3 separate regions of the Mus musculus genome follow, and regions 1 and 3 are each linked to region 2. Evidence: chromatin loops called from intact Hi-C (ENCODE). Cell type or tissue: left cerebral cortex. All regions are shown on one strand. Links, peaks and the distances in the headings refer to the core of each region. The heading gives the core; the rest is flanking DNA. Region 1 overlaps Ntf3 (neurotrophin 3). Region 2 overlaps Gm33276 (a long non-coding RNA gene). Region 3 holds the start of Ntf3 (neurotrophin 3).

Evidence for each region. Hi-C counts contacts between places; a loop is a spot of excess contacts. Peaks named below come from ENCODE experiments on the same cell type or tissue, not always from the same donor. Only the 100,000 strongest peaks of a DNase experiment are listed, where the experiment ranks them.
Region 1: it touches region 2 in a loop (2.6-fold over the local background); 2 of 42 quality-filtered maps call a loop at or near these places.
Region 3: it touches region 2 in a loop (2.9-fold over the local background); 2 of 42 quality-filtered maps call a loop at or near these places.

What each region holds. Positions count from the first base shown.
Region 1 is chr6:126,148,248-126,158,313 of GRCm38, reverse strand. The region is part of intron 1 of Ntf3 (neurotrophin 3); the gene reads left to right. Among named protein-coding and RNA genes, the nearest start is that of Ntf3, 12 kb to the left of the region's middle. In left cerebral cortex, for the core only: a CTCF peak has its summit at 3,840 (motif pointing left); DNase peaks (open chromatin) are centred at 1,694, 2,187 and 3,812.
Region 2 is chr6:126,329,097-126,339,162 of GRCm38, reverse strand. Gm33276 (a long non-coding RNA gene) reads left to right here. Exons shown (of 4, transcript XR_378033.4): 2 at 1,661-1,790; 3 at 5,820-5,917; 4 at 8,689-9,423. It also overlaps the pseudogene Gm44431. Among named protein-coding and RNA genes, the nearest start is that of Gm10415, 5.4 kb to the right of the region's middle. In left cerebral cortex, for the core only: no CTCF peak of the experiment used is centred there; a DNase peak (open chromatin) is centred at 4,664.
Region 3 is chr6:126,158,777-126,168,842 of GRCm38, reverse strand. Ntf3 (neurotrophin 3) reads left to right here and starts at 3,883. Exons shown (of 2, transcript NM_001164035.1): 1 at 3,883-4,113. The coding sequence starts at 4,096. In left cerebral cortex, for the core only: a CTCF peak has its summit at 6,890; DNase peaks (open chromatin) are centred at 5,299, 6,093, 6,397, 7,027 and 1 more place; H3K4me3 peaks cover 1,766 bases; H3K27ac peaks cover 210 bases.

The DNA of each region.
Region 1 (10,066 bases), core at 749-5,748, 180 kb after region 2:
ACTTGGAGCGTGCCTTGGCACATTCTAAGGAGCTCCTGTTTTTATCTTTGGAGAAAGCCAGAAAGGCATGCAAAGAATTTACCAGAACATTTTGTTTTGTCCAAGAATGCTCAAGATGTTGGCTTGGTCTATGCAGTATGCAGTCTACAGAGCAGATTGTAGTTGCATTTGGCTTTCTGGTAGACCTGGTGCCACTCATTCAACATCGTCCTCTCAAATACCTTTCACTGCCGACATTTCTAATAAAAGATGAGCGCCCACCTAAGACAATGATAGTATATGAGCAGTTAGTGGTTGCCGGGCATTGTGACAAATATTGCATGACAGTATCTCAGTCTCCCCAGATAACCCCATAGATAACTAGGGGTACGGAGCTGATGTGAAGCTAAAGGACAGGTCCTCAGTTGCACAGCAGAATGCTGATATACTTGCCTTCCTGAAGCCAACAGCGCTCCAATGTCCACCGGATTGTGTTTTCTGTGTTCTATGATATCATCCAGATGGAAGCTGGTCCCATAGTCCCCAGGGGTGAAGTTTGTCACCCCACAGGATAGCCTGCTCCACCGGAAGCTTCCTTTTCTTGTGCAAGACAAATGTTTAGGGTTTCTAGCCACCTGCTGGCAAGCATGTGTCAGATCTGTCATAACTCCCATTCCCCCTCACACCCACATTTACTTCCCGTACTGTTGACAAGGGAATTTGCCCTTCCAGCATGCGGGTATTGATCTAAGTCACAATTGCCTCCTTGTAAAGTCTATAACAGTGGAGCTGGCATCTGGTTTTGATCCACAAGCCCATAAGAGGTGGTAGGTCTCAGCATTCATGAGTCCTGGGATGAGGACTGCACAAAGTCTAAACTTACATGGAGAACAGGAGATCTCTTCGGAGTTTGAAAGATGGCTGGATAGGCCAGGGACCCAACCATTTAGAGTCAGGCTTTGGCTAAGCAGATTTCTTGCTTGAGGGCTGAGGGGCCTGGGTTGCTTCAAAGGACTGAGTCCCGAAGCTATGTTTAAGACAGAATAAGGCAGGCATCAAGTCCTTCAGCCCTGGTATCTGTCTCTGAATTTCACTCTCTGGGCAAAAGTACTTCCAAGAATAGGGAAATAAAAAGACTTCTTGGTGGTAACTCTTATTCTCTTCAAAGAGTATGGCTGAATGAATGCTCTTGATTCCATTTCCTCTCCTTATCTCCTAACTACAACTAACACACACACACACACACACACACACACACACACACACCACAGGAGCACATTCATGTGCACACTTTCAAGACCAAAAAGGGGTGACTTAGTCATGTTGCTTGAAGGTATTTTCACTGTACAGCAAAAAATCACTGACCAAACGCCCATTTGATTGTTTTACAATATTTGTGCTCCAAATATATGTATTTACTCTGTTTTAAACTTTTCACATGTAGGGTGATGCATTTCTTCTCTACACAAGAGATACTCTCCTCTCCTCTCTCTCTCTCTCTCTCTCTCTCTCTCTCTCTCTCTCTCTCTCTCTCTCCTAGAGAGTGCCAAGAAGTTGGAGCTAACTACAATTTACTGTTCCCTTCTGTTTCTAGACCTAAGCCTCCATCATTTAAAAATATCTTCCCTCCCCCTCTGCCTCCCTATTGTCCCTTGAGAAATGTATTTCAAGTTCTCAGTCTGGGATTAGTTCCATCCTGTGTCTAGCAGACCTGTTTCTGCTGGTTTATAAGGGACTTCCATTGGGTTCAAGAGTGAGATGCAGCTGTAAAACTCACCTGATTTCACAACAGGTGTGTTCCAGCGCTGAGAAGAAGCTTGGCTCTGCCGACACCCAGCTGGTTGTCTAGGAGAGCTTAGAGCCTTCCTCCCTGCATAGGACTCAGACTAATGGTGAACTTTATATAGCACCCTTTCCTTCCATGGGCCTCTGCTTCCTGATCTGGAAAAGAAGGGAGCTGGACTCACTGGCTGATCAAAAGGACCTGCGGTTGTTACTGTTCTGTGTTCTGATGTTCTATGTCTCTACTCTTCTCTCTGCCTCCCTGTGGTTCACGCATGGGATTTTCAGGTACTCCTTCTGGCCTGGAGTACTTATGTACAGAAATGTGGAGGGGGTGGTGGAGGAAATTAAGTTATGTGATGCCAGATAAGTTATTGAACATATGGATGAGTGAATGTTTATGGGGTGCTGGAGAAGCAAGCTTGCCAGATTTGTGGCGGATCTTGGATTGCTAGCTGGGAGCATGGGGGAGAGGTTTATGTGGGATGAAATTGTCTGTGGGTAGCTAAATTCAGTAAGCTGTATCCAAAAGATACTCAACTGTGCTCCCTGAGACCAGTCCTGCCTCTGATGCTGCCAGAGACTGATTGCAACTTGGATATTCTTGGCCCATCCTGGGGCTTGTTTTCCTTGCCTATTAAATGTCCAACTTAAGAGCTTCCATGACTGCTGGAGTCTTTCCTGTCTTCTCAATAGATTGTAGGAATTTAAGGCTAGAAGATAAACCTAGATGGATGGATGGGAGGATGAATGGATCAAGAAAAGGACACCCTTAGAAAGTTTACAGGTGATGGGAAATAGCCTGATGCAAAACAGATAGGAGTGGCCAAAGCATGCGACTGTTCCCGAACTGGAGGCATGTGTGCATGTGTGTGTGTGTGTGTGTGTGTGTGTGTGTGTGTGTGTGTGTGTGTTTATGTTGTGGTTTGAATGCTCATCTCTCCAGTTTCACCAGTAATATTAAAATCATCTTAGACACGTTTGTTTCTCCATTACCTTCCTAAGAGAGGCCTCCCTGCATTCCCCCCAGAGAGCCAGGGGGCTCCTTTCCCAGCACCCTCTATGTTATAGCACTTAACAGCCTGGGCTGCATTTGCATTCCTCTCTTCTTACTAAAGGATGAAATTCTTGAAGAGGGGTCTGTGCTTGTCATCTTCGTGTTCACCAACACCTGGATGGTCTGCCGCGGAAACGCATTGACTGAATGCATAGACATATGAGGGAATTGTTGGTGAGCTTAGTGGTAGATGGCAACAGGGACTGGGCTCAGAGATGTGATGCACCTTGCCACGGGTTCAAAACCCGTGTCCTCTGTTATTCTCTTCTGCTCTGTCCCAAAAGTTAGGTCATAAATGCTGACTGCTTACTTGCCAGGAAAGGCTATTTTGGCTTTCCTTTGGACCCTTTCCCTCATGCCCTAACCTACCTACTTCTGTATATTTGGGGTCTTGGTCTTGGGGAAGTGGGTGCCACTGTACATGAATTGGAGTAATCCCTTTGAGATATTTAGAAAGTGGGTCTGGATACGTGTGTAAAGATAATTCAGTGTGTGTCCTTGCTGGTGGCCCTGTGCTAGATGTTAGAGAAGATGCAGAAAAGGATGAGGCCTTGACCTGCAGGGCTGAAAGTAGATAGGAACAAGTCATGTTATAACAAGACTCCAAGGGAAAGAACAGTGAGTATTGAAGGGGGAAGGAAGGCTCCCTGAGTACGGCTATGTAGTGTGAATGAGATAAAGCGTCCTCTCCATTCACTTCTGTGTGACAGGGGTTGCATCACTTCTGAATTCCCAAGGGCCTGCCTGGGGTAGAGGAGAGGATTCTCGGAGCCTTTGGTTCTTCATGGCAATAGTCTGGGGAACATTCTGGACAGTTCAAGAGGTGGCACTCTGGGCAATGTATGAGCTCCCAAGGTTGCATTCAGAAGTGTCCCCTTTTGCCGCTGAATCAGCGTAATGAGAAGGAAGTGGGAAGGCAGCAGATCCTCCTCTAAGAATTGTTTCCCTGCCCCCTCCACTGACTTATATGCATCATCTCTGCGGCCACTTCGCACATAGGGACAGACTGCCATCTACTGTCCACTTTTATCCTCTGAGTCCTTCCTTTTCAGCCAGCTCCTTGTCCTTCCTTCTCCTCATCTTTCATCGTTACAGATACCACAGGGAAATAGACAGTAGGTGCTTATATGATAGTTTCTGCACAACTTAGCACACCATGATAGGTGGTTTTCCTCTCCACTTGGTGTTGTTTAAAAGGGGCTGCCTGGCATCTCTCTAGGCTTCCTAGGGTTCGTTAGCAGGAATACCATGCGAAAGGCAGGATCTCACCACCATGACCTTGGGGTATCCTTAGGAGATCGGAAAGCTACCCAGTAGGATGAAACACAGTGTATCTGAAAAAATGAAGATGACAGCAAGGACTGCAGTGGCTGTGGGGTTTACAGGAAAGTCCTTGCAGGGAAAAGGTAAGTGTGGACAGCTTGTCCTGCATCTCCACTCAGTAACTCTACTGGTAGGAAAGACGGCCCTGGTCCTGAAAGCTTGAGATGTCTTACGATTGTCCCCGAGCCAGTTGCTGTTTGATGCTCCTGGAGCAGGAGTGCAGGCACTGTAGCAATGGAGGGAGCGTGAAATTCTCCCTGCTACTCCTGAGTACCCCTTCTCATACCTCTCCTAGACTTTCTTTCAAGAGCACGCCTGCCCAGTGCGGGAGACAGAGCATCAGTGTCCTGACTCAAGTCTAAGACACCGTCCTGTCTGAATCCATTTCCCCCAGTAAGCAACCAAGAGTCTGTTGGGGTTTCCTTTAGGCTGTTTGTTTGTTTGTTTGTTTGATTGATTGATTGATTGATTTTTCTTTAACACCAGTCTTCTCTCAAGCCCAGGGTGACAAAGGATTCACTTTGTAGCCGAGGATGAGCCATGTACCTGAGTTAGTAGCAATTCTCCTGCTTCAGCCTGCCAAGCTGGGATGATAGGCATGTACCACCATACCTGGCTTGGCTTGTATTTTAATTCCGGTGAGATTACTTTGGAATAACTCTTTGTCTTATTCTTCAGGTGTTTTTGTTCTTAGTGTTCAAATTGCCTCCAAGGGAATTTTCAGAGTGTTTCTTTCCTGTTCTTGCCCTTAGATAAGGAAGTGTGCCTATGACAGAGGGCGGGGAGGGGCAGGACAGGAAGAGGGGGTGGATTCTATTGGGTATAGGAAAGCCACTCAAGTTTGAGGATCAGGTTACTACTTAAAGGATCTCAGCACCTCACTACAGTCCTCACACAGTTTCTTGCTTTCTCTTTGGTTGCCCCAGTGCCCCTTTAATGTTGCCATCCCCTTTCAGATCTGCTGTAGTGTGACTTCTCCATATAACAGTCTTCCTGGATTTTGAGGGGACCCCTTGACAGAGATAAAGTTAAGCCAAGGCCTATTAGAAAAGGACGTTTTAATTTTTTCTTTATTTTTACATGTATGGGTGTTTTGCCTGAATGTATATCTGAGTGCCTGGTGCTGGAGGGCCCATAGAGGCCAGAAGAAGGTGTTGGATTCTTTTGGAATTGGAGTTACAGACAGTTGTAAATTGCAATGTGGGATCTGGGACTTGAACCCAGGTCCTCTGAAAGAGCAGATGAGCCATCTCTCCAACCCCTAAGATTAAGGTTTTGACCAAGAAGAGTCAGGATATGGGATGGTTAGATTCCAGATATTTATCTGGGATAGAGATAAAAGGAAAATTCTCTCAGACCAACTAATATAGAAAGAGATAACCAGTCCCCAGCAAATTGCTTGGTGCCAAGGATACCAGGAAATGGTGATAATTTTCAGCTGGCTTGTGATATAACTTGTAATGCTTGGTGAAAGCCAGGGCTTGAGGATGTAACTCCAGAGAGAGGAAGAAAACAGCAAGAAGTTTGGGTGAGTGGTACCCAAGCTCAGAGCAGCATTGGGTAATGGTATGGGGAAGAGGAAAGAGGGCAGTGTGAGCTGAGAAAGGTTTGCAGACAGCATGGGGAGAGGGCACCAGAGCACTGTGGAATGGAAGAGCTCCCTCTGGCTATAGTGTGGAAGACAATTTTATTGAATGCTAGTCAAGGAAGTGAAGGGAGGCTACTGGTTGGATGGACAGGGGGGTAAATGAATGAGTGGGCAAATGAGTCGAGTATGGAGGGAGACTAGCAAGATGGATTGATCTTGTATCATCCTTGAGAGTACTTTGCCAGTTCTTCTTCTGGGGAGATTATGCCAGTCTGAGAGAATGGAGCATGATACAGTTGGTTAGGGTGTTGCTGGCTGCATGGAAACAGTATTGAGAGTAACTCTAACGCCAAGTGTAGGGAGTTCACAGCAGGGGTTGGGGGCTCCCAGTCATTTACCTTATATATTTCCCCATCCTAGTTTGATTTCATTCATGATTAGAGGGAGAAAATGTCTTTGGGGCTTCTAACCAGAAAATTTAAAAGTGACTTGCTCCATAGAAGACCACTTGTACTATGCGTCTTTGCTAAGCTCACAGCAGAATTATGGCCAAATGCTGGAGCTATGGGGACACTTGAAAAACTTCCAGGTTCATCATCTGGATTGAAACTTGTGTGGAGGGTAGAATGAGAGGAGAAAAATAGAGAAGTGTCTATATTCCAATACTTTTTCAAATAGTAGCTCACTCGGACATTTGTTTGCAAGCACGGATCATTTAGTGTGTATAAGATGAGAGTGTATGACAGTCATGATGACAGCGGACACCCGGCATGTCACCCAGCAGCTTCAGAGGAGGGAGGACAACAACCCTCCTCGGTGAAGGCAGTGAGAGCCGAATCTTGGACATCTAGTGACATCTTCAAGGATTTTGCCCAGCAGAGAGTCTCCATGTCGCTGCCTAGCCCGTTCTCACCTCACCCTCCAGGGCCTGTGAACTCTAGCTGGTGGTGCTCGCTCAGCATTGTTATTCCATCCAGTTAAACCTGGATGCTTAGAGTCTGTGAAGATCATCAGCTGCTGCTGCTGTGCAGCCTAGGTTAGGCACCACCAGCTTATAGAAAAAAGCAATTGGGCCCTCACCTGGCCTTCCTGTAGCTCTGTCGGGCATCTGACCTTTTCCGCCCCTGGTGTGCCTGAGAACTCATTAGTTTAAGGATGTCAGGCTTATTTGGTTTGAGCCTTTTTACTTATCCAGTGTTTGTCTTAGAAATTAGAAGGTGGCCAGGTTCTCGGCAGATTCTAAAGTACAACCCTTTCCAACTACTGAGAGCGATACTGAAGGTGAAATGGGGTAACGAGGGAAGAAAAAGAAAGCAGAGCGCCATTTTTAAGGCATTATTGCTTATCTAGGCATTTTTTATCTCAGTTCTTCCAGCATCCCTCAGGGCAAACAGTTTGCATCATGCACTTTTATTGCAAATAGTTTAGGATCACCTTTCCTAATAGATTTCCTAGGAAAAGCAGTCCGATGCCCTTAGCCATAGCTGAAGTTAGCCTATTACTGACACCGGTGGCTCAACCCAAGCATCAGCCTTGAGACGTTCCTTCCAAGAGACACACCTGAGCCCATGACTTAACCAAAGTCTTTCCTATGAAGAAGTACTTGTTACTTTGTATTTCCTGGGGCTTGCAGGAGGCATGGGGAATAGAGGTTTGGGGAAAGAGACCAAAAAACAAAGCCTGAACGAATTTGTTTCCAACCATATATTCCCAATTTGTTAAGTGAACCATATGGAGCTATTTGCAATCCCTGGGTTTCTCTCTTACACCTCTGTGGAAGATACTGTTGTGGATGCCTTCAGGCATGCTGGAGCTGGATGTGTAACATCCACTGCTGAATGTGTGCTCCTGAAGAGCCTTAGACGTGGAATTCTCAGGGCTGTTGAGAGACCTAAATGGAGCATAGGAATTGTCAGGCCGTGAAATGGATGGTAGTTCAAGATGGCAGCGGTGTGAAGAGCACCATAGACTGCTGGACAGGCAGAGGGAGGGTCTGGGCATGCTCCGCAAGAAGGACTGCTGTGTAAGCTGCACACCACAGAGCCTTTCTACAAAGAGCCTCTGAATCAGAAGCCAGGACTATCTCTATAGCTCGTGCAGACTAAACAAAAGATATTCTTGGCTATGAGAGCTACTTTCTCCTGGTTCCAAATGTGTAACAATAACCTTCAGGATCGACCATTGGTCTGTCTTTCTTCCTTTCTTTCTTTCTTTCTTTCTTTCTTTCTTTCTTTCTTTCTTTCTTCCTTCCTTCCTTCCTTCCTTCCTTCCTTCCTTTCTTCCTTCCTTCTTTCCTCTGAGTCTTTTGATTAGAGGATTCTGAGGCTTCCTGAAGCAGTAAGAGAGATGCGTAGAAGCAGCCATTCTCAACTGTAGGTGGTGACTTGGTTTTCTGGAGTCTGATCTAAGACATGTTGACAAGGACCATGAACTAATAAAGTTGACTATGGTATTGAGGAATTGTAAGTGGAATGATCGCAATGGTTGATAGGACTGATTCTCTGATAATTCGCCTACAGGAGGATTCCCAGACATTTATGTACAAATGATTCTTGGTCTGTCTGTGCCTAAAGCTATTGGTGAAGGCATGAAAAGGAGTACGGAAATATGGGAGTCAAACAAAGGAGCTCAGACGCTTCCTTCTTGTGTTGCTCACTGATAGGTACCACTTCTCAGATCCTCTATTTTCTCTTGTGAAACAAACTATAGTAAAATAGATGCTATGTGTTCAACATTCAGTGAGGTTTCAGATGAGCTCGTACATAGGAAAGATCATTGCAAGATTCAGATTGCAAGTGCATGGCAGGGCTTAACCTGATATGCTTTTCGTGTGTTTGTTTTGTGTGTCCTAGTTTACTTCCTACTTCTGTGATAAGAAGTGTGACCAAAAATAATTTGGGTAGGGCAGGGTTTATTTTATCTTATACTTTATAGTCCACTGTTAGGGATGCTAAAGCAGGAACTCAAGGCAGGAGCCTGGAGGCAGGATCTGAAGCTGAGGCTATGTGGGATGCTGCTTCTCGGCTTGCTCCACACTCCGTGCTCCTCTTTGCTTGCTCACAGTGTCACTGGGAGCGAAGACTTGGGACTCTTCCCTCTGTGAGGGACCATACATTAGCAAGATACTCAGAGGGGCCTATGCTGGGTGGGAAGTACCCACTCAGCAAAGCTAGATATACTTCAACATGGACCAACCACCACTCCTGCAAAGCAGGTCCAGAGCTTTGCCTCCAGCCACATTTGTATTCCCAGAAGTCACTTAGTAAATGTAGGACAGAATTTCCTTCCAGCACCAAAGTGCATCGAATGGTAAATCTAAGAGATGCTCTTCCATCCCTCCCCTCCCCTTGCTGATGTCCCACCTCTTTATATTCTTATCTCCTTGGGAAGCCATCTTCTCATTTCCTAGATGCAATACTCCAGTGTCTTTGAGAAGACTAAGCATTCAGATTCCTTGATGGCTTTACTAATGTCTTTGTTGGGGTCTCAATCTGGGGGCTAGGCTTTCCTATGTATTCACGAGGCTGGCTTTCTTAGATAGACAGCTGCTTATTCTGATTTCAGCTTATCTCTTGTGTTATATATTCTGTGATATAACTGAGTGTAATTTCTGCACTTGGGGTCAGCTTATTGAATTGTAAGGGGCTTCTTGAACATTAACTTCTTGTAAGGAACCCCCAGGCAATGGAAATCCCACTTCTTGTTTGCTTCTGGTATAGGCAGTTAGGAATCTATGTTTAGTATATTTTCTTGTGTGTGTGTGTGTGTGTGTGTGTGTGTGTGTGTGTGTGTGTGTACATGCAGTAATAGATGAATTGTAGTGAGGACGCAACAGAAGGCTGATATGACTGAGGCAGAGAGGGAGAGGGGTGGGATTCTTGGTAAGGCCTTAAAGAGTTAGTTCAAAAAGTCTCCTTGCCTTAAAGACTTAATGCAAAAAGTCTTCTTTGCCTGGTTGTATCCACGAGGTGATAAGCTGAGACACATGGTAGGAGGCTGGTACCCTCCACCTAATTGCCTCCCTTCAACAGACCAGGAAGCTAGCATTTAAATCTCCTCTCAAGTGTGATATGAAGCAGTTTTGGGGGAATAAAATTTATAATAATGTCATTTGATCAACATGTTTTAAAGGTCACGTGGCTTACTTTGAAAAAGATGGGCCAATATAGTAATTAAGGTAGAACAGTGGTCATCCTCAGTGGTCAGGATGGAGGATTCAAGAAGCCAGAAGACTAATGCTCTGTTTGGAAATAGAATTGGAAGGATTTACTGGTAGAATGTGTGAGAAAAACAAAAACAAAAACAAAAACATCAGAAGAAGCATCAACCAAACCTTT
Region 2 (10,066 bases), core at 1,609-6,608:
GTTACATGTCACAAATTATTTTGGGTAATGTGGGGAGATAGGTTGTAAGAAAAGGGCCTACAGAGTAAGTTTACATGGAGGGCCCTACATGGCTGGGCATCCATAGACCAATTGCCCTACACAAAGATGATGAGGCTGCTGTTGGGAGAACCAAATTAGTTATGTTCCATACCCTTGACTTCTGTTTTCCAGCCACATGTAACTTTGCAGCAAATACTCATTGACGAAGGCATAAAGACTCTGAATCATGGCCCCTGCATGCCGCCCCATTCACAGTCTTTTTAGTTTAAGATGGGACTAGTTGTCTTTCTCTAGCCAGTGCCACAGGGGAATAGATGCCCCCTCAGCTTTCCAGCACAGCCCTGACATTCTTCTTGTGCAAGGTGGGTTGGTGTGAGAAATCTAATGCCCATTATAGGCAAATTCCTGGACTGACTGAAGGAACATTCAGGGACTTCTACACACACACACACACACACACACACACACACACACACACACACACACACACACATACACACACAACCATGACAGTTGTTTGGGAACATCTTTAGAGGAAGCAGCACCTGCCTAAGGGAAGGGAATCAGTACAGATAGAAGGAAGAACAGTCACTGAAAGCTGGTGGCTGCATTGAGCCCCCAGCACTCCTAATGACAGGAACCCATGGCGGCCAGAATGTACTGAGTCAAGCTCCTTCCAAGGAATCATTAAACTTCTTTGCCTCCTCTCTATCCCTCAGATCAGGATTGTATTTGTGTTCTTACATACTTGGTAATGCTGTCTTTCTGGTGTTTGTTGCTGGTGAAATTGCCCACACAACACTGAGGGGTTGGGAGGAGAACCAAGCTCACAAAGACAGGGAAGAACTACAATGGTTGGTTTGCTAAGCAGGCATGGTGTGAACATCCTCTGAAGTGCTTGCTTGTGCTTGGAGGTGAGGGCTCCTCTCAGTATTCCCAGAGAAGCAGAATGGAGTGGTTAAAGACTCACAACTGGTCAAGGTGCCCAGAACAAGTGACTGTTGAATGCTCAACCTTACATATGTCACCCACGTGGAGGCCCACAGAAGAGGGGTAAGAAAGACTGTAAGATCCAAGGCTGCTGGGTGTGTGTGAGAGAGTGTGTACGTGTGCGTGCTGTAAAACAGTGTCTTCTAGACACGGCACAGCCCCCGCACTCACTCAGGAACTCACCTCAGCTGTTGGCACCTGCGGAAGACCTACAGCAGACTGTGCCCTGTCAACATTTCATCCTGCATGGGGGAGGGGCTGGTGTGGCTGCCCCATCTGTCACTGGGGGACAATGAGAAGTCTATGGGTTCTGGAAGAGGAAGTGTCATTTTCTTCAATGATATTGCCGCTGGTGTCTGTATTGTATAAGTAGCCCAACACTCATGATCTTGCAAGCAACCTTCACTGGGTGGGGTGAAAATGAAATCGTCAAAGAAGAAGGGGGCCTGTTGAGGGAAAGAATTTCAGTGGGAGAAAGAGGGGGAGGGCAGAAGGTAATGGGGAAAATGACCAATTGTGTGTAGGGAGTGTGTGTGTTTGCACACGTGTGTGCATGTGAGTTTGTCAAAGAATTATAAAATGAAGGGGGTGAGCTGTGGAGAGTGACATGCCAAAAAGTAAAAATTGTCATCTCTCCATTCTGTCCTAGATCTCTTGGACATGAGGACTGGTGTTTGCCTCTCATGGGTTTCCTCTGTGCATCAGACAAGGAACTGTCAACAGAAGAGGGAACTGAGAGAGACATTAAAGTCCAGGTTAGCTCACAAGACAGTGGAGAGGTAAGGGTGAGGCTACCTATCACCTCTCAGCTTTTTTTCTTCTTCAATTATTGTGGTTTTATTTAAATACAAAACATGCACGCAAGCCATCTATTCATTTTCTTTGCTGTGTAGCCTGGCATTGGGATTGGTGACTCTGATGGCCAGCTGTGCTGCTCTTTCTATGGTAGCTTTTCAGTTCTTAAAGAAAACATCGTGAGCAATCTCAGCACAGAAAGATTTGTTATACATCAGCTGGGCTTCCAGCTCCTTGACATTGTGGACCAGAAACTTCCAGAAGCCACTAGGCAGCATGTGCTTGGTTTTCTTGTTGCTCCCATAACCAACGTTGGGCATCAGGACCTGGCCCTTGAATCTCCTCCATACCCCGTTGGAGTATACTCCATACCTCTGGGTTGCCACCATTTTCCCTTAATTTTAACATATTGGTCTGACTGGAGCCTGATGAGCTTCTTGGTCTTCTTTTTGATGATCTTAGGCTTCACCAGAGGCTGGAGGGCAGCCATGATGCCACAAAACAGATGGCAGCCCACCTCTCAGATGTTAGACCTTCAAGATTTGGGTTATTTGACCTTGTTTTCTATATTGATCTTTGCAATTCTCTTTTTTATTTGGATCATGTTTGTATGTTCATGTGACATGGGATAAGACTGGTCATGACTAGTGAGCAGTCCTATTTGTCTGCACATATTGTAGCTAATGTAGTCCTAAGAGTGTCCACACATTGGAACTAACACAGTCTTCCAGGGACACAGGCCAGGTGAAGCTTTCCAAGCTTAGCTGGTACAAGGTCATAAGAGAGTCCTCAGAAGAATAAATTCTCAGAGCCCACTCTTTCTCCTTTTTCCAAACGCCATGCTGAAGGGCCACAGGAGTTTGCCTGACCAGCACTGCCATGGTACCTGCTGTTATTAGGGGTTTGCAAGATCCATTCTCAAAAGCACCTTTTACATTCTATTCCATTTCCCATTTGCATTATCTTCTTAGTCCCAATTTGGATGGCAGATCTAAGATCTTCCTTCACGGTAGTTTTCCTGTGGACTAGATGGCTTTGGTGACATGTCCAGACTGTACAGGCATGACAAATGTCTCTCTGCTTTAGCAGGCTGTGTCAGAACAGTAGAGGGACTCCTTACAGTTCTACTCAACACAGGGCAGTGTAAGAAGGTCGGTCATATGTCTGAGGTTCTGTACTCCAGTCCGTGGATTCTCTGAGCACAGTCTCACACTAAGCTTCTGTCTAAGAGCAAAGTGAATAGGGCAGCAGGGCCAGGAAACATGGCTGCCTTGCCTTGATAGGTCAGTTCTTGTGAGACCAGAACAAATACCCTGTGAAGATGGTTAGAATGTGGGTAGGACTGTTCTGTCCAGAGATGAAGGGAGAGAAGGTCCAGGCTCCTTCAACCACCCAAGCTCAATATAGCTGATTCCTCTATAGCAGAGAGACTCTAAAAGGAGTTCTTGCTTAATTAAGAAAGAATTGAAAACAATTCCAAGAAGCTATCTTCTGTGAAGAAGACTGTATAGCCAACAAAAAATATTACCGAAGCATATAAATTTCTGTATTCCTTCTTCATTGTTCCATTGCAATTATTATGTGTCCCTCAAAGGGCCAAGTGGTGAAAGCTTGGTCCCTGGTGTAAAGCTGTTGGAAAATGGTGTAACCTTAAGAGAGTGGAGGCTACTGGGAGTTCTTTAGATCACTGGGGGAATGGTGAAATTCAGGGTTTGCCCCCTCCTTTCTTTCTTTCTCTTCCCGGCCATGGGGAAAGAAATTGTGATTTGCTACATGCCCCTGGCATGAAACAATTGTTTCAATGTTCATCTAACTTATCACAGTAAGGGAAGGCTTACTAACACACTCTCTTCCTCACTGAAAAATAAGGATGGGCCCTCCAAGCAAAGGAACCTACTCTGGTGATCGCTGGGGGAGTTGAGAATTAAATCATTTTAAAAGAGGCTTCCATTCAAATTAAGCTGTTGGAAACTTAAGTAAGGGGGTCAGGCTTTCCATCAACGGGTAAGATCTATGGCACTACTGGAAGATCACCTTTATTTATTTAAAGTATCTTGTATGCTAGCCTCATCTCCCTGACTTCAGAATGAGTTCCTTAAAATCAGAGGTAGCTTCTCAAACTCCTGTGTCACCCACCTCACCAGCAAGCACACAGGGTGTATAAATAGACATCTCTACATGGACACATAGGGTAATGGCCCAGGCACAATTGCCTTGGGGAAGCCCTTTAAACTCATTTTAACCCTCTGGCTCTTGGTTAACTTGCTGTGAGGTACGTAGCTCTCTTGACCTCTTTCTGGTATGGGATACTATTCTTCTCTGGAGGAATACAAGCCAAAGAGTCTCAGCCAAAGAAAAAAGAGCTTTGACCTGGTAATCCTATGAGCCATGTGATTTTTGTTTGTTTGTTTGCTTGCATGTTTTAAGACAGGATTTCATTTTGCAGCCCAGGCTGGCCATAAATACATTGTGTTTCCCAGGATGGTCTCAAACTTATGGCAGCCCCCTCCCCTTGGCCTCTTGAGTGCTGTGATTATAAGCATAAGGAGCCATGCTCTGCTTGAGCTGTTTGAATTCTTACAGCAAAACCCATAGGTAAGACGGGCTGTGCCTCAGTTTCCTCGATTGTAAATGGAGCTGTGGTATTTGCCTTCTGTACTTCAGAGGGCTTCCTGAAGCACTATTCAAATAGTGGGTATGGATAAATAAGCTTCTGTAAGCCACCGAGCTCAGCTCACAGAACAGTAGCCATCCACACTCAGGAACGGGTCCAACAGAGTTTGTATGCGGAGGATCCCACAAAGTTAAGGAACTGCACTCACCAGATATAAAAGGTAACAGTGTCAGATGGTATGACGTGGGAACGGGCAAGAAACACTCTCCGTGTAAACAGTGCAAGATTTAGACTCCTTGGCTGCTAATTACACGAAGAGACCAAGACACTTGTAAACCCATCTGCTGTGCTGAGGATAATTCCATACGGTGGGAATCTGACTCTAGCTCTTTCAGAGTGGGTTAAGTAGATGCAGGAGGGCTGGGGCAGGGGCAGCTCACTGGGAGCCTTCTTTATACCAGTTCCTGAGCACTGCTGCAAGCATTAGCCCCACTTAATGTTCATGCCAGGGTGAAGTGGGTATTAGGTTCATATCCCTTAAATAAAGAAACCAATTTGTCCCAGATTATACAATTAATAAACAACTACATCCAGCACACTTGTTCATGTCCCACATTCAGTCCTCCTCTTCATCAATGCTTAAGAGAAATCCTATCTTGGGTACTTTACTGGATTTGCAGGAGGGAAAAAGCAGCCCTCTTAGCTTGATGGCAAAGATGGAATTTACAAATCCTGTTGTATGTAGCAGTAAGCTTTGCTGCCCGCACATCAACTTGAAAGACATTTTAAATGTGAGAGTTCATCACCCCATTTATTGCAACATGGACTGAAAGATGCCTGAATTAGTGCATTAATTTGTTTTTGCCTCTGATCCTGGGGCACTAGGACCAAGGGCCAGCTAAACAGGGGGTACAGTTTTGCTCTGATCTTAACCGAAGCTGTCTAGAGGAATCTGATGTCTTCTGTGAGAAGGCAATATGTGTTCTTCACTGTGAATATTGACTCATAGAAATCCCACTCTCTAAAATGACTTAACAGGACATTGACTGCAACCCTGTGATTGTGTCTACTTGCTGTGTATGAATTTAAGGGTAGGCCTTACCCAAGCCACAGGAAGGCTGGCTGTGTTCTGGAAGCATGGACAAATAAGTGGGTGCTCAGATAAACACCAAAAACAGGTCATTTATTTAAGCCAAGCTTCAGGCTCCCTCTGTTTCCCCTTTTGCCTTATCCCACTGCCATGTCTCTCAGGGCTGATCTGTGGTGGTGGTGGTGGTGGTGGTGGTGGTGGTGGTGGTGGTGGTGGTGGTGGTGGTTAGAGATTGTCCATTTGAAGAGGATCATCCGAGGACAGTGTAAGAGATGCTAGTTGTGCGTGCTTATACCTATTTCTCCTTAGATCTAAAGAACTCAATTGGAATCAAGATGGATTTAGGCAAAATCTTCCCCCTACACACACCAAAAGGATGTTTATCAATTTATTTGACAGCCATGGAGGTAAGCACTTTTTCCCTCTTTTTTTTTCTTGTATTTTATTAGATATTTTCTTTATATTTCAAATGCTATCCCGAAAGTTCCCTATACCCTCCCCCCACTCTGCTCCCCTACCCACCCACTCCCACTTCTTGGCCCTGGTGTTCCCTTGTACTGGGACATATGAAGTTTGCAAGACCTAGGGGCCTCTCTTCCCAATGATGGCCGACTAGGCCATCTTCTGCTACATATGCAGCTAGAGACACAAGCTCTCGGGGTACTGGTTAGTTCATATTGTTGTTCCACCTGTAGGGTTACAGACCCCTTCAGCAACTTGGGTGCTTTCTCTAGCTCCTCCATTGGGGGCCCTGTGTTCCATCCTATAGATGACTGTGAGCATCCACTTCTGTATTTGCCACGAGCTAGCATAGCCTCATATGAGACAGCTATATCAGGATCCCTTCAGCAAAATCTTTGTGGCATATGCAATAGTGTCTGGGTTTGGTGACTGATTATGGGATGGATCCCTGGGTGTGGTAGTCTCTGGATAGTTCATCCTTTCATCTTAGCTCCAAACTTTGTCTCTGTAACTCCTTTCATGGGTATTTTGTTCCCTATTCTAAGGAGGAATGAAGTATCCACACGTTGGTCTTCCTTCTTCTTGATTTTCTTGTGTTTTGCAAATTGTATCTTGGGTATTCTAAGTTTCTGGGCTAATATCCACTTATCAGTGAGTGCATATCTAGTGATTTCTTTGGTGATTGGGTTAGGAGGTAAGCACTTTTATGTCTCTAAGATATTTGTCACCAGTTGAGGGGTTTCTCTCCCTGGATGCTGTCTGTTGAATCATGTAGACTCTCTGGCCTGGATCAAAAGTCTTTTGATCCCCAGATATCTGAACAATGGCAGCAAGCCAACATGTCCACTGAGGAATGAACAGGATTGGAGTGACTAATCCCATTCTGAGCCACTATTTTTAATTGGCTATTTTAATTAGTGAGAGAGATCAGGTGTAAAAGCTAAGAAAATGTCCCTTTCAGAAAATTGTAGGGACTGTTGATCCACAAAGGTCTATGTGTTTTCAATTCTAGGCTGGACACAGAGTGAGGCACAAAAGTCATATAAAATATAGCTTTTGTCCCAAAGCATTCATGGCAAACCTGTGAAAGTAACTACTCACATGACATCTACAGAAGAATAGCACTAATTAGATTTCCCTTTTCCCCCCTGTCAATCTAAAACTTGTCCATTAAAGGGAGATTCCATCTTATGATAATTCTATCATAGGGTTAACTTACTTATTCTTCTGCTGCTTCTATTATGTCAATCCTGTCTAAGACCCTCCTTAGTTTGGTGATAGATGAGTTTGATTGGCTTTTGCACACAGTGGGAAGAATCCTACCCCCTACATCAATGCAAAAAAACATGGCTGAAGGTCTTCTTCCAAAAGCACAGGTTATCAGCTTCTCGATTCTGAAAGGAACACCTGGTTGCTTGGAAGTATCGGGTGATCTATGAGGAAAAATGTAGAATGGAAAGGATTGGTTTCAGGGGACAATGGCCACAGAAGATCAAAGATCCTGGGAGGCACCAGCATGCTTGAGAGCAGGCCAACCTCTGTGACATATACCTGGTGTCATTTTCTAGTGGAGATTCCTGATTAGTGGAAGGAGTCACAAAACAGTTGGGAAATGTCGCCTAGGATGCACTGTGCCTTTCTATACAACTGTTTGAACTAGAAGCTTACAGTTTGCTGTCTGGAAGATGTGCCTCAGATCTATCTTTGTTTGTTTGTTTGTTTGTTTTATTGAGGATGGACAAACTGGCTGAGACCTGCCGTGTGACAGTTCATTTTGCAGATAACCTGCAGGCTTCCTCTCCACCTTTATTTTTTTTTTCCCAAGGAAAGCCTCTTCTTTAGAGATGAGCCCGATCAAGTTTCAAGAAAGTCCAGTCGACTCTTGATTCCCACTTTGGATAATAGCCTGGTTAAACTTTCATGATAGGCTGCACTATATTCAATCTAGTGGCCCATATATTTATAGGGCAACTTCTCTGCAAAGAGATAGGCAAGCACCCTGAAAGAAATCACCATGAATAATGCACATGGCTGATGCTTAGGGACATAGCACTCGCTCATGGTAGAAAACAAAGGGTTCTGCAATGAGTAATACAAGGTAAGATTGGGCTAAATGCCGATGGGCAGCTCAAAGGGTTGTGCTGTTTCAAACTAAGAGACTGTTTAGGCAGGACAATGAGTTGATCTGGGAATCTGTCAAAGAAGACAATGTCTATAGATCTTGGACAATTTGTGTGATTTCTCCAAATAGATATGGGTTTGGTGGCCTTTCAGGGGGGTGGTGTAGATACAGAAGATGCACTTCCATGGGGAAAATGGACTAACCTATAGAGTAAAAGAAAAAGAGAAGAATGAAAGATGAGATTGCGGAGGGTCAGGTGAGTGTAGGGGGGATTCTGAATATCAGGTTGAAGCTCTGCTATGAGAGGGTTTGAGAAGCAGGGACACAAGGAATGTTGAGACCTGATAGAATACTCTAAAAGGAAGAATTAAGTGGTGCCAGAGAGGGACGGATAGAAGACTATTGCAGTGTCAACAAGAGATAGTACATGGCTCCTGCACCAGTGTGGTAGCCATCTTTGAGGAAGAAAATATTGCTGATAGGCAGCATGGCAGAAAGTCATCTGCACAGCAGTCACTGGGCTTAATGATCCCGAATCAGTGCTTAGACAAACAAAACTGAACGGACCAGACTGTTGCTGTTTTTGATTTTCAGACTGTTGCTGACTTTTTGCCTCCATGACTGCGATGACAAAATACCATCAAATGCTGGACTCGAAGGAAGTCACCTGGTTCCTGAAGCTGCCCTGCCTGTCTTGCCAGGCTTCGATCATGAGATTGCTAACATACTGAACCTCACGCTGGAAGACAGAAACTCGATTAGTGAATAGACTTCAGAAGTGAAAGCCTGAAAGATAAATGATAGATAGAGATAAAGAAAAGGAGGATAGGTAGACACAAACAGAAGAGGGTTGCCAGGTGAAATCATTTCATTAGTAAAAATAGAAATGTGGGACCTTTGTCTATGACCACGTTAGACTATGGACACAACCTACCACTGCCAAGGAATCTGCTTATGCCAATCAACTCTCTCTGTTGGATAACTTCCCAATGATGGACACATATGACAAGACTCCTACATGGGGGGTTTGAGTGTTATATGCACGTGTGCATGTGCATAGCATGCATGTGTGCCTAGTTGAAATTATTAGCCAAGTCAATTGTAATTTGGCCACTACTGCTGATTTCATAGAATTCTCAAGACCATGCTGGAGACCCACCAGATGTTCGCAGCCCCTACTACCCATAAGAGGACTAGACTACTCTGAGGGAATGATTCAGGGGGCTGCCCATCTCCACCATTCATCCATCATAACTTCTTCACTCTGTGGGTCAAGGTAGTTTTGATTTATGCATAACTGGGTCAGGAATTAAAAGAGATTATTTAATTATAAATATATATATATATATATTCTTATTCTTTTTCTCCTCCTCCTCCTCCTCTTCCTCCTTCTTCTTCTCCTTCTTCTTCAAACATGTATCTCAGTGTCTAGTGCCAGTGTTCTAAGGAACGTGCATCATTGATTTAAAAAGAAAGATGCTTGGGCTGGGAAAAAATTTTAACAGATAAAGCACTTGCCATACAAGCACGAGGATCCATATACACACAAAGTTGGGATTTAAAGAGGCAAACCATAAAGGCCTCTGTTTCAAGATAGAAGGTGTGGACCTATACCTAATGTTGTCCTCTTACCTACACCATGCATACACACACAGTGGGAGGAAGGAGAAAGAGAGGGAGGAAAGACAACACTATGGCCACCTGTAACAGAGTCAGGCATTGAATGGATTCATGGTATTGGCGTCAGGTCTTGCTTGTGGTGAAGCCCGACAATTGGTCTGTTAGGAAGGCTCTCTACATTGAATCTTCATCACCTGGTACATACACCATAGGCCACTTTGGCTGAGGAAGACCTGAGGATTATGCAGTATATTTCCACAAAGCAGGCCTCGAGTGCATTTTATTAGCCAGGAATAGGTTAAGTTGAGGCTGCATCCTAATTAATACAAGGCATGGTGGGTAATGAAAAAGA
Region 3 (10,066 bases), core at 3,976-8,975, 170 kb after region 2:
AAACCCACATCCTCTGAAACAGCAGCCGGTGCTCTTAACCAATGAGCCATCTCTCCAGCAGAATACCGCTTCTAATATCTCTACTAGATCTAAGCTGGTCCTTGGAGCCAACATGTGCTTTCCTAAGATGGCAGACATTTTAGAGAAAGCTAAGCTTACTGAATAAACATAGACACATCACCCAGCTACCAGGGACAAATAATCTCATGGGGGGGGGGGGGGATAATCCTCCCAAATAATGTCTCATATATGCTCCAGGGCATTTGGGGACCACTGCTAACTGGCAGGCTAGCCCGTGTGCTTAACACATTTGGCATGGGGAGCCAAAATGATACAGTGCATGGAACGCCCCGACCCTAAGTTCCTATTTCTAATACAGACACCTTTTGCCTTCACTTTGTTTTGGAAATGTAGACTTTCTGCCTTCCTCATCTGGAACAGCTGTCTCAGTGACTCGGGGATGGTGAATGAGAGCAAAAGTAAGCACAAGTGTTGTGGCTATTCAGCCTTAGGACCCTCCAGCAACAGAGGCAACTCAGAGATACTTTAGGATCCGCCAAGGCACGCTACTTATACAAAGGCAAGTAAAAGAAACAACACGAGGTCTAGCTAGCTCTGTGAGCCAAGGCTAACTGCATAATGAAGGGTACCTTTGTCACCTACAGGTCAAACGGGACCACTTTTCTCATTTCCTGGGTCAATATTCACCATACACACACTATTGCTGCATGAGAAACCCTTTCCACTCCAGGTAAGCGGATGGCAGTCCACTGAACTGCAATAGAAGTAAATGCAGTTTTCCAAGCTTTTCCACCTTCTCCTTTTTTTCTGTTTAGAGTTTCAACCACACTGTGGCGCTATTACAAAAGATAAGGGTAGGCCCAAGGCAAGCTCTAGGAATTTGCCTTAGGAGAGAGGGTTTTCAAAACCCTGCTTTCAGGAACCAGGGTCTTCAGATACAATAAGGAGAAAAATCAAGTCCATTGACCCAAAGGGACTGCCAACAGATTGGTGGCCAAAGCCAGAGCATCTGTTTAGAGAGTCCACGACTCAGTTAACAGAAGACATTGTTTTCCATGGAGTGTACACATTCTATTGCTTCCTGCCCTATATGCTAGTAACTCTAGCTACATATATGACTCTTAGCGTGAGTCTTTCTACAAAAACTATAACTCTCCAGTTAGAAACTTGGGTTTGTCTAGAAGTTGCTATAATTCTGACAGTCTTTTATCTGCCTATAAACAAGTGTGCCTTTTTGCCTCTTTTTTTCTGCCCTGCATCTTTCTTTGACTTCTGAACTCCTAGAAATTCAAAATGCCTTTAGAGTATCCTGAAGGCAAAGAGGACCTTTAGCCCTTCGCTGGAAAGAATGAGGAAGGAGAAGAAGAAAATCCTTAGTCAGGTCTTACATAAAGAAAAGGATAAGCGGTCTCCACGGGTTGAGGTGGGGGTCGGGGTGGGGGCAGGTGGATCACAGTTCTTCTACAAAAGTGCAGCCTTTGCTCTCAGCTGTTGCCTAAGTCTCTCCCTGTTCCCCTCTCCTTTCCCCATTCTCCGCCCTCCCCCCAAGACACCGCACATATTTGGCAAGATTAAGGTGTCACCTCTCATATTACAAGGCCTGTTGATTGCAGGCAGAGACAGACCCTCCTGCACCCTTGAGTTGGAAACAATGCACTCTTCCTGACGTCGCCCAGGTCTGGCAAAGGGAGGCGGCCAGCTAGTGCACCGCATCTGCAGAACAAATCGAAGTCTCGAACTCTGCTGCCTTTTCTTCTGACTGTTCATATTTAAGCTTGCCCCTCGTAGACCCCTCCTCCCTCCAGACCGCCAGTGACCGGGGAGCAGCCGGCGGCGGTGCAGCCCACACGTGTATTTAACCCGTTCCTTCCTTCCCAGAGAATCAAGCACCTCTTTGGTTGCAGTCTGTAGAGCCCCGGGACCAGGAGCTTGAGAAATGAGCCCCTAGAACTCCACTGGCAGAGAGACTGGCGGGAAGGGAGGGGGAAAGCAGGGGTGGGGGGAGGCAAGTGCGGGAAGTGGGGGAGGGCAGGGGCGGGCCAGAAGACCGCGAGAAAACCAGAACCTCACAGAGCACGCCCAAGCCAAACCTCCAAAGTGCTGTGTGGCAGGGTGAAGGGGAAAACTCTGCAGCCTGATCGGATCCGGAGGAAGAAGAAGATATTTTGGCAGGAGGGAAGTCCTTCAAAGGGATCGTTGGAGGTGACGTCCTTGGTGGGCCTCTGTGGGTGCTGCAGGCCATTTTCGATGTGGCAGCCCCCGTCAGCCAGGATAATGATGAGGCAGGTACAATCTATCTAGTATGCAGCCCCCGACTCTCCATCCTCTCTGGCCTCCTTTCGCCCCGCAGCTTCTCTCAGCCTTAACCGGTGGGTGCAATTCTGGCACTCCTGGGTGTGGACCAAACCTATGCATCTCCAAGGAATTTCCAGGTTTTGAACCTGGAACCTTGCTAAAGTACATTGCGAGTTGCTTATCAGACTTTATTAGGAGGCAAGGAAGAGGTGGACTATCAAATCGCCTCTCCTGCTGTGTGTGAGTCAAATGTCCTGACAGGAGGCAACTTGGAGAGTGGCAGAGGTGGGGGCGGGGGGAGGGGGCACTTGGACTTGAGTTCCACCTTGCAAGAATGGGGGAGGGAATGAAGGAGCAATGGTGTACTACTTTCTGGTTCTCCGGTTCCCCTTACCACTAGGATTCCCCCCTCCCCCTTCATTTCTCTTGGACCGCAGTTGAGCAAAATCTAGATGCTCTGACCACTGTAAAATCTGAGAGAATCAGCTCGGATCAAGTGTGTGTGTGTGTGGGGGGGGAATCTAATGAATAGCTAAAATAATCTACAAATAAGACCCTTGCCTCCACCCTGAGATCTTTTCCTCGAATGAATCTAGCGGTTGTGCAAGAGAGCGTCGCTACTTTCGGGGAGTCAGGAAGGGGTGCCTTGCTTGCCCTTTCTTCTGGGCAAATTGTTTTTGTACAAAGCGGCGAGTGCTGGGCAAATGCTCAGCTCCAGGGTCGGCTCCTACCTTGAAAGAAAGGGGTGGAGAAGTTAGGGAGTGTGTAGAACGTGGGGCTTTGGCTCATACCTCTCCTTTTCTTTCACGCACACTCTGCGCACACGCAAACCACCCCTTCCTCGGTTGCTTAGCACTCCCACCCTCACCGTACCTCAGCAACTTAACCTCCCTAGACAGCTTGAACTAACTGTGCCTTGTGAGCTGCCCCCAGGACTGAGGAGTTCGAGGGCAGGCAAGCAACTGTTCATGCGCAGATTCCTGTTGTTGTGAGGGCCTGGGGGGGCTGGGGGGGGGCTTAATAGGGGGTGGAGAGAGATCCAAAGACAGAAGGGTCTGAGGTTTGGAGACAGAGTTTAAGGTTGAGGTTCAAGCTTTCCTGAGCCAAGGGGCAAGAAAGGCCTTCATCTGCCTAGTTAGAAAGAAAGAAAGAAAGAAAGAAAGAAAGAAAGAAAGAAAGGAAGGAAGCCTTAAAAGAAAAAGTTCAAGAATAAGACAGATCGAAGATATTTACGTGTAAAATATAATGATAAATCAAACGTTTTTTGTTGGCTCCTTCTCCCCATCTCTAAAAGGGAAGGTCAAAAGAGGGGATAATGAAGAGTAGGCTATTTTGAGAGGGCTTATTTGTTGTTTGTTCGTTCGTTTGTTTTCCTTTGAAGTGGACTAGGAGAAATGACTAGGTCTTCCCATTGGTCTCGAGAGCAAACTCCAAAATGCCAGGGAGCGGGCCTGCAAGTCACTGCGGGCGGGGCTAGGGGGCTTGGCGCGGAAGGGGTTAAGGCGCTGAGCGCGGAGCCATCTGGCCGGGTTGGCTGGTTATAACCGCTCAGATTATGTTCACGGGACTCAGAGTTGAAGGCTCCTCTCCTTACCCAGCAGCTCCGCGCACCGCCCCGCGAGATAGCCCGGCGCAACTTTCTTCCCTCTTTCTTTCTTCCCCTCGTTTTTTCCCACCGCTGGGTAGTGGCTGCGGCAGGGGTGGGCGAGACTGAATGACCGAACTCGAGTCCACCTTTCTCTTCATGTCGACGTCCCTGGAAATAGTCACACGGATGCCATGGTTACTTCTGCCACGGTAAGGGGACGTGGCGGGCACGTTGGGTGGGCAGGTCCCGGAGGGGGTGGGGGAATCGCGTGGGGGAGATTTTCTTGGGGATCCGCGTGGGGGGCCCCAATTCTGCACCCAGCCCCACCCCCATCGCGCAACACGCTAACTTTTCGGTTCTTGTGCCTTCCCCAAAGTTTGAGCTCGAATCTGCCCAGGCCTAGGCGCAATTACCACCACCCTCCTTCCACATGCATGCACACTTGTGCGCGCGTGGATATGGCTCTCCTCCTCCTCCTCCTCCTCCTCCTCCTCCTCTTTTCTCTAGTCCCCTGGCTGCTCAAGAAACCGCCCTCAGTCTGGGAAAGTGATCAGGTTTAACAAACCTGCATTGGGAAGGGAAGGAGGTGGAGGCGAGGGAAAATGGGGACCACGAAAAGGCAAGAAAGGGATTCTGGACATCACCATCCTACTCCACCTCATGCATACACACCTCCGACCCTCCTATCTGGTTCCCCCAGAAGACTCCCGCGCATCCTATAATAAAAGCGGGTAGCAGACAAAAATGGGGCTTGGAAGAGACCAGGATCCCGGCTTGTGCCCTGCACCCCGCTGGCCACCGGGCAACGTTCATCAGCTCCAACACACAGCCCGGCAGGGCGTGGGCTGGGGGAGGGGCTGCAAAGCTCAGGACCCGCACCGTCACTTCTCAGGTTGGGGGGAGTTGGGACTTAAGCCCAACAGTGCGTATCTGCGTTGTTGTCCCACATAAAGCTTTTTCTCTGAGAGGGTCCCTAGCTCTGGGCTACTCTGGCCAGCGCCAACCCAATGGCTTCCCACCCTGGGTCTTCGCGCAGATGTTGGAGCTAGCGCTCAGCCTGTGGGTCTGGGACCCGGCCATGGAACGGTGGGTACCGGGGTGGGGCCATCGGTAGGGATTTGGTGCCAGTTTCTCGGAGTCCTTTTTAGGGTTCCCACCCCCGCCCCAAGAGGTAGTATGGGAAGGGTCCAGAACATCAGAGACCCTCAGAGTTAGGTCGGAGTTAAAAGAACACATAGCAAACTGGACTGTTTCCTGCTGCCACCAAGGCGCTCTGCACAGTGGTGGATACTTCTAATGAAATTTGGCACTCTTGAAGGTGTGGAATGGGAGGGCTGGGGAGGACTTTTTTCCTTGTCGCTTTCGGGAGTGAGTGGGTGTGCATCCAAGAGGCGCTACTGCTTTGCGCAATTTTGGCGTTCTTCCGCGGCGTTCAGATGCACCTTCCTGGGACTCCAGCACCGAATGGTGTGGACACAGTTGATTAGAGAGGTCGCAGGCGGGAACTGGAATCGAGGCTCCCGTATTCCAGGTCTGGGAAGCACCCACCGGATTGACCCCGACCTCTGGCGGCCGGCGGGTAGCAGGTTGAGAGTCTGAGTGGCGGCTGCTCTAGGACGCGGTCCCAGCCAGAGCAGGCGGCTTGCTAGCTAGTGAGCTGGAGCCCCTGAGCCGGGACTTGTTTATGAGTGTGAAGAGGTTGGGGGCGGGGACCTGCTGGGGGAGGGGAAGGGAGACTGTAAGGGTGGGTGTTACTCGCAGAGTCTGAGGCTGGAAGTTCTGTGGGTTTAAGGAGTGTGTTGACAAACCTGCTTTTCAGTAAAGTGATGTCTTTCCACTACAAACCAGCGGCCGAGGAAATATGTAAGGACACTTCCCTAAACGTTAGTTGTACCGGGGAGCTTTACAGTCGGTTCTGTTTTCTAAATAGCCCGAACTCTGCCAGTTTAGCCCGTCTCCCCTGATCCTGGCGTGTCGCTCAAAGAAATTTGAGAGATGGAATCTAGAAGATATAAACCCAACTAACTGTGACTCAGAATCAAGCAGACCCGAGTGTAGCGTTAGGGGATAGTGGAGAGAGAAAAAGAGAGCTGCAGGCAGCTGTATATAAGGATAGAAGAAAGTTTTCCCGGCGTTCCCCTCTGGGAGAGCAAATAGGATTGTCCTTCGGTGTGGGCTATGTCGAAGAGGGCCTTAAGAAGACTGGATCTGTAGGAATCCGGTCTGATTTCCCAAGAAGGGAACCTGGTCCTTGGGTGGCCAGAGACCTATTGGGAGGGCTTTCTCGCGTCTCAGTGAGAGGGGCGTTGGGGCAGGAGGGTAGACCTGGGGGTGGAGCTTTCTCCAGCTTCCTCCAGCCTGGCTGGCCCGGGAGGGGTGAGGAGCTTGCGTGTTGGGCATCTGTGTGCATAGCAGGAGATGAGAGCTTGTGGGAACATAGGTGTAGCTAATGAGAAATCTGTGTCTGGGAAGGGTGTCAGAGCTGGAGAAGTGCAGTGTGCTGAAGACAGATGGCTTGTGCGTGCCTGCACAGACACATGGGCTGGGTGTGGTGTGGGAGGGCGGCTGGGCTGCGTGTGTGTGTGTGTGTGTGTGTGTGTGTGTGTGTGTGTGTGTGTGTGAAGGTGGACATGTGTGGGGGCTGGGTGCCTGAAGATGACCAAAGGGATGTAAGGGGGAGATTATCTGAGGAGAGCAGACTGTTAACTCCCTCCTTAGGCTTGGACAGCCCTAGGGTTTGACTGGAAGAGCACTGGGGCACATGGAAGATAAAGAAGTATGGGCTCCGGCATTCATGTAGAGAATAGTGCACGGAAGCAAGGATGGCTTTGCCTCTCCACCTTCCAGTGAAGGGACCTGGAAGGCTTAGAATGAGGGTTACACATTCATGGGGAAAGTTCCTCTGTGTGTTGGAACAGGGTCCAGTGACAGGAAGTGCAGCCTGCACAAGACTCTTGAGTAAAGAAATCCTTTTGCACGCCAAGTGGTAAGGATGCACATTGCACAATACTGTATAACGGGCTCTCTCATTTAGTAGATGGACACGTTACCACCAGTTATTGTTGATTATTATTTTTTAAAAATTAATGGGACATCTCCTGGATGCTCAGCTCGTTGTTGGGTGCTGAGGCATGGCACGCTGCCTTGGAAAAATTCCTTCTCCATGCTCAGCTGACTGTTACAGCGTTGCCAGGAATAGAGAGGGCAGCATCTGTGGAGTTTTCTTCTGGATCATGGGAGCCAAAGGGAAGCTGACTTGAAATATATCTGTAGTTTTGTAAAAGGGGGTGATGAGAGGTTAAGGGTGATGGATACCTCTGTGGATGGGAAGGGAGCTGGAGGGTGCTGCTGCTGCTAGCATGGAGTATATGCTAGGCTGGGAATAGTATATGTGGGTGTGAGGTGGGGGATGGGGAGGAACTGGATCCATTTCAGGATGGAGTGAGTGATGTCCTTTTTCTAGCCCATGTGAATCTTGAAACATGGACCTGGGGAAAGGTACAGTGATGTTCATGAAAGGCTAGGCTGGCAGTGCTTGCTTGGCTTTGAGGCTCTCTGCTCTGTGGATCTAAAGCTAAGCTGAGTATGTGCTAATGCTTTTCTCTATGGGCTTGCTGGAGGCTAACAGCAAGCATGAGAAAACTCACCAACTGGATGGAGAGATGCACATAACATGATGAACCCTGTGAAGGAGTATGCTGTGTGGTTTTGTAGGGATTCTGAGGGTTTGGGGAAGGGAGAAGTTTGGTCTTGGATGCTTAGACCTGTGCCTTAAGAGAACAAAAGGTATGCATAAAAGAAGATCTGTGGGTTTCCGGAGTGAGCGGCAGAAGGAGCTCACTGGGTTCACTTGGGTGTGAAGTAACTAGGCCAAAGCAGGAGGAAGATTACTTTAGGGGTAAACGCATCGCATCGTTCACCTGGGCCAGCTGACAAGGAACCCCTTCCTGACCATGCGAGGGCATCTGGGTGGGACACTATTAGGCTAGTGACAGTTTTAATGCATGAGATTGAAACTGTATGATTTTGAAGTTCTCCTTCAGTGTTTCGAGGAAGTTCATTTCTCTGAGAAACAGCTGATGTTAGACACAGCTCCAGCCCCTATTTTTTGAGAGCACAACAGTGAGGTAGACTCACAGCTGGAAGCGCCTGCATTTAGTCCTCTACTTCGGAACAATGGTTTTCTGATGTCTGGGACTCTCCCTGCCCCTCTCTACGGAGTGCATGTTGATGAGGGCTGTGTAAGAAGGAAAATGTATTCCTCTTTACCTGGCAGAGCTCAAAGGGACCACTTATAAAAGCTGTGGTCTAAAGAGATTCGATCCACTTGGACTCAGGTGCGGGTATCTGTCTGTCACTGGGAAAATGGGATCTTTGTCTCTTCTGGATAACATCACATCTCCGATGCTTACCCATCACATAAACAAACAAACAAATTATATCGTTTTCCCACGGCTTGCCTGAGTTTACTACCTGTCCATAAACTGGAGGCTGGTAAAGTTAGATTTTAGTTCCGGGAAGTCTGATATGTCTCTGGATTACTCAGGAAGAAAGGCAATACAAGAATCCGTTATTAATTTTCAGACACATTTTGTTTTAGCATCCGTTTTGCAAACTACAATGCCAAAACAAATGTGACTTTGAAAACACAGAGCATGGTAATTGTTCTTGGCAACACCATCGTTTGTGTAAGAGGGAAGCAAAGTCCAGCCACCCTGTGTTACTGTCAAGGTCTGTGTTTTCCTAGATGATAAGTCCTTGGCAGGCCCCGGTCTGCCTGAAGAGAACCCTGGGGCTTGGAACCGTGAAATGCTGCATGCCCACTGCAGCAAGTGGGCACAGCCACTTTCCACCAAGACAGGGATAAAGGCTCAGAGGCACTGAAACATCCCAGTCCTCCCTGAAGTTAGCACACACTGTCAACTCCTGGCTCCCAGTCAAGGCTCCCATCCTGGAGTTCAGTGGCCATAAATAGTCAGGAGCTAAGTTATTTCCATGAGGCACTAAACCAATTCTTTTGCTTTTTTTGGCGAGATTGGGCCAATTAAGTTGATTGGAAGAGGTCACTGCTGATGGGTCTCTCATTCCCCAAGCAGGACAGGCTAGGAGAGTTTAATTACATAACATTTCCCATCCCTGCCTTTGCATTCCCAGACGGATCGGATCAGATGTTCAGGCCTTTCCTCTTCCCCTCCACTCAGGATGCCTAATTGAGCAAGCCATTCTGCTGCAGGCTGCAGACCTTTTCCTGAGCCATTCCAAGGCTCCCACCCTAAGCAGAGGAGCTGCAAATCCAGGTGCTGGCTGGAAGTGAGAGAAGGGGTTTGGGGGTGACATAGAAGATCCTTTAAACCCACCACTGTTTCAAGACCTCAGCAGCTGCTGTTCTACTCATTAGTGCTGCAGGCAGTTTTTGACATTGGGAATACTGAACTAATGGCTATTGGACAGAGTTTTATGTAAGACTGACTTTGTTGGAAAAGGACCAAATCTTTTACTGGAGAAAAGCCCATGTGGGGTTGCTGATAAGGCCAGTGGATACATTTTGTTCATGGGCCAGCACCTGCTTATGAGATCACAGTGTGTGCGTGCATGTGTGTGTGTGTGTGTGTGTGTGTGTGTGTGTGCGCGCGCGCGCGCACGCGCGTTGGAAGACACACTAATGCAGGAGCTATCCTGGAAGGGCAGAAAATGTTTGTAGAGCTTATGCTACTGGTGGACACATATGTGGGCACTGGCTCTGATTTCACTGTCATCAAATTTATTTACTATGGAAAAAAGAAGCAGTTTTCTTTCAGATCATTTGCATATGGGGATTATTAGCTTTGAAGTGTGGGGCCAATGTAAATACTACCTCATCCTTGCCCTGGAAATTTCTAAAGATCAAGAAGCCAGGACAGAAACAACAACAACAACAACAAAGAAAGAAAGAACAAAAAAAACAAAGAAAAAAAATATATATATAAAATCAAAATATTAAGAAATATGTACATATTCTTTAAGAATTCTCACTTTCAAACTGTGAACACACATGTAGGTAGTCCAAGAGATTTTGACAGTTTTCTGCGAAGCGAGCTCTAATGTTACCTACACATACTAAGGAGATATATATAGTTATTTTTATTTGACCAGGCTGCACTTGCTATTTGTTCATTTCCTTAT